Linked DNA regions of Homo sapiens: region 1 is linked to region 2. A link is an interaction called in ENCODE POLR2A ChIA-PET data of the cell type or tissue named here. Cell type or tissue: CD4-positive, alpha-beta T cell. All regions are shown on one strand. Links, peaks and the distances in the headings refer to the core of each region. The heading gives the core; the rest is flanking DNA. Region 1 overlaps ZAP70 (zeta chain of T cell receptor associated protein kinase 70). Region 2 holds the start of COX5B (cytochrome c oxidase subunit 5B).

Region 1 (5,368 bases), core at 50-5,049, 73 kb after region 2:
AACATGAGGAGGCCCGTGTGGCTGGAGGGGAGTGAGTGGCGGGGGGTGGTGATGGGCATCATGAAGGGCCTTGGGGGCCACCCTGAGGACTTGCATTTTCACCCCGAGTGAGGTGGGAGCCTAGAGGGCTTCAAGCAGAGAAGAGGATGTGATGGCATGACGGGGGCCAGCAAGTCTCACCCCAGGGAGTCCCTGCAGCCCCAGTGCTGGACACCTTCACTGGCCCTGCTTTCCGGAGGAGGTCTGGCGAGCTTCACTCGCTGCTGAGGCTGCACTGTGACCATGTGGTGGGTCCACGATTCCATGATTTGAATCCAATCCCTGCAGTCAGGAAAGACATATGAAGGAGGAGCCTGCAGCCATGGCTAACTGCGGCTGTGTGGCTCATGGCGTCACCAAGCTGGCGTGTGCTGACGACCAGTGCCTATGCTGCCTCTGTTGGTGGGCACAGGCGGCCCGAGCACAGCTGGGGGATTAAGGAGCAGGGAACATGGCTTCAGAGGGACTTAGGGTCTCAGGTGAGGACTAGGGGTTCAGAGAGAGAGAGCCAGGAGCTGGAGTGGGAACAGGGTGGTGGGGGGGCAGTAGGAGGAGGTGGGGCGGTGAGGGGCTGGGGCCCTGCTCCTGCAGAGCCTTGGATGGGGACATGTCAAGCCTCTGGCTGGGGGGACATGCGGAGCCTCTGGCTGGGGAGACATGCGGAGCCTCTGGCTGGGGGGACATGCGGAGCCTCTGAGCCTCTGGCTGGGGTGACATGTGGAGCCTCTGGCTGGGGGGACACGAGGAGCCTCTGAGCCTCTGGCTGGGGGGACACGTGGAGCCTCTGGCTGGGGGGACATGTGGAGCTTGTGCTGCTCCTGCCCGCTCCCACCAGGTCCAGTGGCTTTGGTGTGATACCTCTGCTCTGACGATGGGCATGTAATGGGGGCTTCTGATGCCCAGGGAATGTTCTGTGAAACAGTAGACCTTCAAGGCTTTGCTGAATAGGTGTGGGAATTAAGTGACGCTGAAAGAGGTCCTTCCATGTGGTCTTCTCGGAGCCTTTAATGTGCTTTTCACAGCATTTGAAACTGTATTTGACCCCTTGACTCTTTTTTCCTTTGAAGCATGTTTGGGGAATCTGATCTCTCTGGAACAGCTGTAATCTAGCACTGCCTTTACCCAGGGAGGCTGGGTGAATGGTGGGATTCCAGGCAGGTCCTTCTGACCAGGCTCCAAGGCTTCCTCCCATCATCCTCCCAGGGCCTGGGCTGTGAGTGTGGGGCAGGTGCCCCGTGGCTGCTCTGCTGTGATCTCTGTGCTGTGATCCAGGGGCTGTAAGTTCTGGGAAGGCCAAACTAGGATCTCTGAACTGTGAGCTCAAGAGGAAGCTGACTGGGGTCAGCCTAGGGAGAACCATAGGCCAGGCTTGGGGAATGAACAGGCTCACTGGGGACTGAGGGACGCGGCTCCTAACCCAAGTCCTGTCCGTCGGGATGGCCCAGGCAGGTCGAGGGCTGGGGTGGGTCTCATGGTGGGTGTGTCTTCTGGGAGGGCCACGAGTCTGCAGGGACACAGCTGAGAACAGAAACATTTGATCCCCTGCCTGGGGTCTGGGGTCACCCCGGGGAGCTCTAGATCGGTGCAGCTCACTGACAGCAGACACTCCGGCTAGCCGCTGCGTGGCAAATGCTCCCACCTCTTGCCCCCGGACTTTTCATCTCTGCCACCTCTGCCCACCTTCTCTGGCCTCCCCAGCATCTCTGGCCATGGGGTCCCTGGGAACTTGGGCCCCATGTTTTACTAGTGAGGACAGTCCAGAAAGGCCCCAGGGGTGGAAGAGGAGGCGCCCACCACCCGACCTGTGTGTGTGGGGTGGTGCTTGTGATTACCGTTGTCCTTGTGGGCAGTGGGACAGGGAAGCTGGGACGCAGCCGAGATGCACAGGAAGAGAGCCTGCCTCTGGGACTCCTTAGCCTCGGGTCATGGATGGCAGCCCTGGGCTGGGCACTGAGCCTCCCTCATCTCCTCTTCTGCCCTAACCCACTTCTAGCTACCCAGGCTGCACCTGCGGCCACGTGGGGAGGAGCTTCTCAAACTGTGTTGGCGACAGTTTCCTGCCACAGCTTCCTGCCCCAGAGACCAGCTTTGCTACTCTGCACCCATGGTCCTTGGACAAGCCCTCAGTTTTCTGCCTCATCCTGCATCCTCATGCTTTATGGGAGTGGCTCCATGAGTCTTCAAGGATGGGCTGGCTGGGTTGGAGAAGATGGAGGGGAGAGGGAAGGGTGCACTAGGTGGAGGGTGCTGTGTGGATGAAAGTATGAACATCCATTTGAAGGAAGGCAAGTAGCACAGCTCAGCTGGGGCAGAGGGCTGGGGAGATCCAATGCAGTAGCCATTAGGGTCTTGAGCAAGGGAGGCCTTGGGGAAGAATTGCCAAGGAGCAACTTGCAGACTCTGGGGCTCAGCTCTGTGGAAATAGACTGTGAGGTTCAGCCAGCCACAGGCAGCATGAGCATGCCATCTGGATCTTAGGTTGGTTGTATTAATGGAAACAGTTGGTGGAGATCAAAGGAGATGATGCCAGCACCAACCGACCTCAGTCGGGCGAGAGATCTGGGCTCTGGGAGAGGTGGGTGTGGCAGCATGTACAGCTACTGACAGGATGACCCAAGTAAGGGGACGGGGGTGGGGGAAGGAGAGTGAGCAGGATGGTCAGAGGGCAGAGGCAAGCCAGGGAGTTTGTGAAGGACCAGAGAGGTCTGTGGGGCTCAAGCAGGAGGGAGGAGTCATAGGTGTCGGCCATTCAGGGGGCCCAGGATTGAGGAGGTCACAGAGTGCTTGTCTGGTGCCTACAGACTGCCAGGGGTGCTATCAGTGCTGGAGAACAGCCTGGGGGGGGGGCGCAGACCAGGTCTGGCTGAGAGGCTGGGAGTCAAGGACATAGGGACAGGAGTGTAGACAGCCCTTAATCACTTTTCCTATTTTCATTAGCATTTTTAGTGTCCATTGTGTCTGTATCTTCCAGTTCCTTTCCCCCTTAATTAAAAATTTGGGGTATAATTTACATGCAATAAAATTTTTATATCATTTTAGTGAAAAATTCTGAGATTTGACAAATGCATACAGCCCAGAGACTACCACCACATCAATCAAGATACAGACTATTCCCCCAAATTCCGTCCTGCCCTCTGTCGTCACTCCTTCTCCGGCCCCCAGCACCCAGCAACCTCTGGTGCGTTTTCCGTCCCTATAGTTGTGTGTGGAATCACACAATTCGTAGCCCTTGGAACCTGGTTTCTTTCATCCAGCCTGAGGCCTTTGCGATGCGTTTGCGGAACTGCGTGTCTCCGTATGCTGTTCCACTTACCGCGGAGTAGAATTCCACTGTAGGCATGTCCCACAGTGTATCTTATTCATCTGTTGGGAAACATGTAAGTTATTCCTAATTTTTGGCAACTGTGGCTAGTACGGCTATAAATGTTCCTGTGTAGGTTTTTGTGTGAATGTAAATTTCCATTTCTTTAGAGTGAATACCTAGGAGCCTTCATGGGTTTTTTTGTTTTGTTTTGTTTTGTTTTGTTTTGAGATGGAGTTTTGCTCTGTTGCCCAGGCTGGAGTGAAGTGGTGCGATCTCGGCTCACTGCAACTTCCACCTCCTGGGTTCAAGCGATTCTCCTGCCTCAGCCTCCTGAGGAGCTGGGACTACAGGCGCCCACCACCACGCCCGACTAATTTTTTTGTATTTTTAATAGAGACGGGGTTTCACCATGTTCGCCAGGCTAGTCTCAAACTCCTGACTTTAGGTGATCCGCCTGCCTCGGCCTCCCAAAGTGTGGGCCACCGGGCCCAGCCATTAATTTTTGTATCTTAATGGAGACGGGGTTTCACCATGTTGGCCAGGCTGGTCTCAGACTGCTGGCCCCATGTGATCCACCCGCCTTGATCTCCCAAAGTGCTGGGATTACAAGCGTGAGCCACTTCGCCCAGCCGCTTCATGACTTTTTAAAAACACTCTTGTGGAATGGTGACCTTTTTCTCCAGGTGGAGCCACAAATGCAGTCCCTTATGAATCTCTGGAACACCCACCTGTCTGTAACTGTTGGGACATCCAGGACCCCCCTCAAGCTTGGCCCTCCCAACCTCACTGTCACAATCAATCGGGTTACAGTGCAGATCCTGGCCCCTCCTCTAGCTACTCTGACCCAGACTTCACCTGATTCCCATTCCAGTACCTTCCTTTCAGCTCCAGAGCCCATCTCTGGACACCCAGGGCAGAGGGAGCTTTCACAAAAGCATTCATTTTACCCCTTGGTTGCATTTGCATAACTAAGAAGGGCACTCAAAGTCAATTCTCCAATGCAAACTTATGCCTGAGTAGCCTTGCTGGGCCTATGTTAGTAGAGAAACAACTCAGAACCGCTATGGAGAGGTATTTTTTCCCAACATTCTATGAAAACTTACAAATATGCAGAAAATAGAAAGAATTAACTGTACACCAATAACTCACCTGCTAGATTCTCCAGTTTATGATTTGCTATAATTGCTTTATCACATACAGTTGATCAACACTGCGGAGTTCTTATTTGTGAGTTTGCCTACTTGTTAAATTTATCTGAAACCCTAAAACCAACATGGCACTTTTGTGGTCATTCTCAGACATACAGAGTGGCAAAAATATGAATCACTCGATACACATTTTCCCACCGAGGCTGCACAAGGCAAACACTCTCATGCTGCAGATAAGTGTCTTTTTCATGTTCTTTTTTTTTGAGACAGAGTCTCACTCTGTCGCCCAGGCTGGAGTGCAATGGCGTGACCTCAGCTCACTGCAAGCTCTGCCTCCTGGGTTCATGTCATTCTTCTGCCTTGGCCTCCCGAGTAGCTGGGACTACAGGCGCCCGCCACCATGGCTGGCTGATTTTTTTTTTTTTTTTTTTTTTTTTGTATTTTTAGTAGAGACAGGGTTTCACTGTGTTAGCCAGGATGGTCTTGGTCTCCTGACCTTGTGATCCACCCGCCTCGGCCTCCCATAATGCTGGATTAGAGGCGTGAGCCACCGCAGCCGGCCAATCTTTTTCATGTTCTATTTGGTGGTGCCACATATTTTGTTTTTTTATTTTATCTTTTTTTTTTTTGAGATTGCTGTCTCGCACTGTCGCCCCAGCTGGAGTGCAGTGGCAGTGGCGCGATCTCAGCTCACTGCAACCTCCGCCTCCCAGGTTCAAGCAATTCTGCTTCAGCCTCCCGAGTAGCTGGAATTACAGGCACCTGCCACCATGCCCGGCTAATTTTTTGTATTTTTAGTAGAGACGGGGTTTCACTGTGTTGGCCAAGATGGTCTCGAATGCCTGACCTTGTGATCCACCTGCCTTGGCCTCCCAAA
Region 2 (5,368 bases), core at 232-5,231:
GTTTCGCCATGTCGGCCAAGCTGGTTTTGAACTCCTGACCTCAGGTGATCTGCCTGCCTCAGCCTCCCAAAGTGCTAGGATTACAGGTGTGAGCCACCGCACCCAGCCTACAAAATATTTTTTAATGAAAGAAGCAACTAACTAAAACTTTGTATAGTAGTTATGTTTTTATATTTTATATTCATATATGCAGTGATGCTCAATGGGAATTTTGCAAATCCAGGGGGCATGTGGCAATGGCTGAAGATATTTTTGGTTATCATGTCAGGGAGGTGCTAATGACATAGGGTTAAATCCTACAATGCACAACCTCCCTCAAAGAATTATCAACCCAAGATGTCAGTTGTGCTGAGCTTGAGAAACTCTGTCATAGGGAAAGGAAAAAAAGGATAAGCACCAAACTGCTAGCTTGTTCCTTATATATCTGTGCTGTTCAACTTATAATGTACATTTATTTTGACAACTGAAAATTATCCTATAAAAATAAGTTTATTGTGCTGGCAAAGACAATGATAGAGCAGAGGTGGCAGACTGTTCCCCAAGCCAACTGTTTCCAAAGGAGACCTGAGGGACTGGGTGTGAGTTGACAGTGGTGGGAGCTGGAAGCAGCAAGGGATGCGGGGACATCTGGGGAGCCTGGACCTGACCTTGGAGCTCACTCACACAATCTAAATAATCCCAGAGTGAGGCTGAGGTTTTCCTGAGTTGGATGAGGGCCTGCGAAAATTTCCTATTATTAGGCAAGCCTACTATGAGAGTGAGAAGCCTAAACTCAATTTCCATTTTATAGCCTGGAGTAAACCACTTCTGGTCAGGCAGCAGGGAATCATAACATATCAGAGCTGAATACCTCACTGGTTTGCTGAGGGGCAAGTTAGTAGGTGTTCCTCAGAAAGGATTTTGTGGTCAATTAAGACAGGGAAACTCTGGCTTAAACTGCAGGTAAATTAAATAAGAGGTCTTTACTGCAAGCCTAATCAGAGCCTTTATTATGCTAGTGTCCATCTCCAAAAGGGTGGTCATCAAATGCAGGCCCTCCCTGTCTTGACCAAGTCCTTTTTCTTGAGATCATGTCTTGAGACTTGGATGCCATGCAATACACTTTGGGAAATACTAACCTAGTTGAACGACAGTTTTACTGATGTAGAAATGGCGGCCCAAAGGATAAAAAGTAGCTGAACTAGCTGGTGGGGCTACTTTCCAGACCAATGCTTTTTTCTCCTGCCTAAGACCTTAACCACAGTTGCAAATTAACTACAGATCCTCAGAATTTTCGCCCAATTCAACTTGGAGGGGTTGCAGTGGAGGTGAGGGAGAAGGGAGTAACAGTGAAGCCATTCAAAGCAAAAACCACCTTTAAAGAAATTTTGGCCTTAGAATACAGGGTTTTTTTTTTTTTTTTTTTAATTGGTGGAGGGGGCACCCAGGAAGACCAGACGTGCTCCTGTGAAGCAACGCTCCACCACGTCCTTTTGAAAATACCGTAGCCTGCATGAGACAGGCGGGAGCACCTAAGCCTTCAACTCTCCCCATGTTGCCTCCAATTGACCTCACTGGGCCAGGAAAAGCCCTATAAACTGGTTTTGTATACTCTATCCAAGTAGTAAATTTACTAAAATTACTGGATCCTACTATATACCAGACCTCTGCAAGGCATTGAAGATTCAATGATGAGCATTAATTCCCACTCTAAGGGGATTTTTCTATCTGGTAGGGAAACTCAGATACCGCATGCAGCTAGCCTGTCACAGGGCTATACTGACTAAAGCTCACCCTAAGAAATTTGCACATCTTAGCCTATGGGCAACGGGAAGCCATGGACGGAATATGTTTTCCGTTTCAAACAAGGAACTCCAGTCACAGCAGGCTCTAACTCCATTTCCTATTATCAACTCCCCTTCCTGCTCCTCCTCCCTTAGTAGCCTCGAAAAAGAGTGGCCACTTCCTTCACATCACCAGGGCCTTGGTCCTGGTAGGGGGTCCCGCCCCCGGCCCTGTCCTCCTCCCCAGGCCGGGACCTCCGCGCCTCCCACACACAGTACAACTCTAACACGAAACTGGGCCAGGACTGCAGGTAGGTCCCGTCCAATGCGACACGCTCGCGACGGCCCACGCACTGCCAGAACCAGCCCTGCCACTAACCAGCCTAGTAAGGAACGCAGTGATCTTTAGGAGCCCACTTCTAAATTCAAATCATTTGGGGTTCAGTAAGTCTCTTCACAGACGGGGACCTAATAGCTTCCATTAGCAGCCTCCACGTTTGCTGAACACGACTACGGGGCCAGACCCACAGGAACTCCAATGTGGTTCAGCCGCTCAACTCCAGGGACCAAAAAGACTTTCCCACCTCCCAGCGTTATTAAAGGCAACCCCGCCCCCAAGCCTCAGCCACTACGCGGTGCAGAAAGAGGCAGAGCTGGGCATGCGCAATTTCCGCCCCCGCCACAGTCTTGGGAGTGGGCGGGCTCGAGGGCTGGGAGGAAGCCGAAAGCTGACCGAGAGGAGAAAGAAGCCCGCCCCCGGAAGTCCCTCCTGTCTCTGCAGCTTGTTCCCGGAAGTTTTGCTGCTAGTCGCGGACGCAATGGCTTCAAGGTTACTTCGCGGAGCTGGAACGCTGGCCGCGCAGGCCCTGAGGGCTCGCGGCCCCAGTGGCGCGGCCGCGATGCGCTCCATGGCATCTGGAGGTACTCGGGTCTCCGGGCGTGCCAGGGACCAGAGTGTTGCCCTCCCAGGGTGGTCCCAGGGCGGCAAAGCGGCGCGGCTCGTGCAGCTTCTCGAGGTCCCAGTGGCCGCTTTACGGTCCCCAGTGCCTCAGGCTCTGCAGGCATCTCCCTGTAATTCTGGACCGCTGCTCCTGCCGCTCCCCGAACTCACTCCGCTGCGAAAGTATCCTAAACGGAGGTGCCGGGTGACCTTGGGAGGGACCGGGGCTGCCACCGGGATGGGGAGGGGTCCGGCCTCCCTTCAAACCTGCGCCCACCTCAAGCAGAGTGGGTTCTACATGCTTTTAGACAAATGTCGACAAATTTGCCTCGGTGGTTGGAGAAAGAAAAGCTCATAGGCCGGGCGCGGTGGCTCACAACTGTAATCCCAGCACTTTGGGAGGCCGAGGCGGACAGATCCCCTGAGGTCAGGAGCTCAAGACCAGCCTGGCCAACATGGTAAAACCCCGTTTCTACTAAAAATACAAAAATTAGCCGGGCGTGGTGGCGCGCGCCTGTAGTCCCAGCTACTCGGGAGGCTGAGGCAGGAGAATCGCTTAAACCCGGGAGGCGGAGGTTCCCGTGAGCCAACATCGCGCCATTGCACTCCAGCCTGGGCAACAAGAGCAAAACTCCGTCTCAAAAAAGAAAAAAAAAGCTCCCCCGAGTGCTGCCGCTTGTGTGGATGGGTACTTGGTGGTTCTTAGGGGACCATGGATATGAGTAGCCTTTAGGAGCTTGTGAGCCCGCTAAAACTTATACAGAAGTTTCGGGGCACCATTTTCCTTGATCATTTCTGTTTGTAGTTTTTCTATCAGTCATTTCAGTCAGCGTCATAATTCACGTTATCTTCCTTTAGGTGGTGTTCCCACTGATGAAGAGCAGGCGACTGGGTTGGAGAGGGAGATCATGCTGGCTGCAAAGAAGGGACTGGTAAGGAGAAACTCCCTTCTGTGTCTTCTGTGTAACTTATGGCCTTGGATGTGTTCATAGTGGTCTCCTCTCTGGGAGTATTTGATACAGGAAACTTGGCTTGTAGGAACAGTCCCCTGAGCTTCTGGAAGGTAGGGCTTATTTGGCCTAATGGTTCAATTCTTGTTTTTTTTGTTTTGTTTTGTTTTTTGTTTTTTCTTCAGGACCCATACAATGTACTGGCCCCAAAGGGAGCTTCAGGCACCAGGGAAGACCCTAATTTAGTCCCCTCCATCTCCAACAAGAGAATAGTAGGCTGCATCTGTAAGTACCTCACCTCTATTTTTTATCCACTTGCTTAATATATCCTACAATAGTGTGTAAGCTGCCTCAAATCTTCAGTGTGTGAGTGCATGTTGGTAAGTTTGTCTAAGGGTCTTGACACTCTCAAGCCTCATTATGCCTGATAGTTCATCCTTACTGGAAAGAAGCGCAGCACAGCGGTAAGACTGGCTCACTGGGAGTGCGGCATGAAGGAGTACCCACCCAGCAAATATTTATTGTTATACTGCTTCTATGCCAGGCATCATTTTAGACACTAGGGATACATACCAGAACGGACCCTGCTTTGCGTTCTACATAGGCAAGGGAATTGTTAGAATTTACAGTGACCTTGATACAAGGTCAGTTTACTCATAGGTGAACTCAGAGCCTCAATTTCTTCATCTGAAGAATGGGAGGAGGGCTTGAACTGATCTCTTAAGATATCAACCATAGTCTTACTTGTGTATCAGAGATGTCTGAGGAAAAGAAATTCATGTTGAAAGTCTCCCTTTCTAGGTTGGATGACCATAAACCACCTTTTTTCCCTTTTAGGTGAAGAGGACAATACCAGCGTCGTCTGGTTTTGGCTGCACAAAGGCGAGGCCCAGCGATGCCCCCGCTGTGGAGCCCATTACAAGCTGGTGCCCCAGCAGCTGGCACACTGAGCACCTGCACTAAATTACTCAAAATGTGCTGTAAAGTTTCTTCTTTCCAGTAAAGACTAGCCATTGCATTGGCTCCTTCTCCCATAGATGGCTGGTCTTATTTCTTACCCGTATTCTTTGGTAGGCATGGAATATGCTTATTTTGGGAAAAGCTGTCTGTTAATGCTAGCTTGCCATCCACTTACTGAAAGTGTATAACCAGTGTATAGTGCTTAGATTAATAATAAGAATAGATCGACAACCCGTAATGCAATGAATGGGACCACCTGGTATGAGAGAAAGGGGCGGGCTGAGGAGTCAGGCTGACAGGACTTAAAATATTGGCTCCATCATTTGGCTCTATCTCTGTGGACATGTTCTCTGGGGGTCAAGTACAACTACAAAAAGGTAAGTACCTTACAAGGTGCTTAATATGTAAAGAGCTGAGTGGATAGTAGGTCCTCACAGTATCCTCATAGAGACAGGGTGGCCTTGTGAAGAGAGTTTTGGGGATTTTGAAGTCTTGAGGGACCCAGGTGCAAAGTAAGAATTCATGGGGATACCAGCAGCAAAATTCAGAATATGGAACAATTTCAGAAATCACTGACCATGTTTCTTCAAATAAATTGCAAGGAGTGGGGGGAAAAGCTAGGGAGAACATGTGGAGAAACAGATAAGGGAGATACCAGTCAGCAGCATGCACACCTTGTTTAGATCTTGATTTGAAAACAATTATAAAGGAAAAAAAATTGAGAAGAATTTGAACTCTGGATATTTGATATGTAG

The links. Peaks named below come from ENCODE experiments on the same cell type or tissue, not always from the same donor. Only the 100,000 strongest peaks of a DNase experiment are listed, where the experiment ranks them.
Region 1: POLR2A ChIA-PET joins it to region 2 with 12 read pairs; 11 of 35 experiments call an interaction of 5 or more read pairs at or near these places.

The regions. Positions count from the first base shown.
Region 1 is chr2:97,716,678-97,722,045 of GRCh38, forward strand. All of the region lies in intron 2 of ZAP70 (zeta chain of T cell receptor associated protein kinase 70), which reads left to right. Among named protein-coding and RNA genes, the nearest start is that of ZAP70, 5.8 kb to the left of the region's middle. RefSeq lists an enhancer at 2,158-2,307. In CD4-positive, alpha-beta T cell, for the core only: no CTCF peak of the experiment used is centred there; DNase peaks (open chromatin) are centred at 2,064, 2,547 and 4,673; H3K4me3 peaks cover 2,976 bases; H3K27ac peaks cover 3,511 bases.
Region 2 is chr2:97,643,506-97,648,873 of GRCh38, forward strand. COX5B (cytochrome c oxidase subunit 5B) reads left to right here and starts at 2,557. Exons shown (of 4, transcript NM_001862.3): 1 at 2,557-2,684; 2 at 3,562-3,635; 3 at 3,839-3,938; 4 at 4,491-4,878. The coding sequence starts at 2,582. The coding sequence ends at 4,603. RefSeq lists enhancers at 1,515-2,449, 2,252-2,301, 2,482-2,661. In CD4-positive, alpha-beta T cell, for the core only: no CTCF peak of the experiment used is centred there; a DNase peak (open chromatin) is centred at 2,456; H3K4me3 peaks cover 2,132 bases; H3K27ac peaks cover 2,034 bases.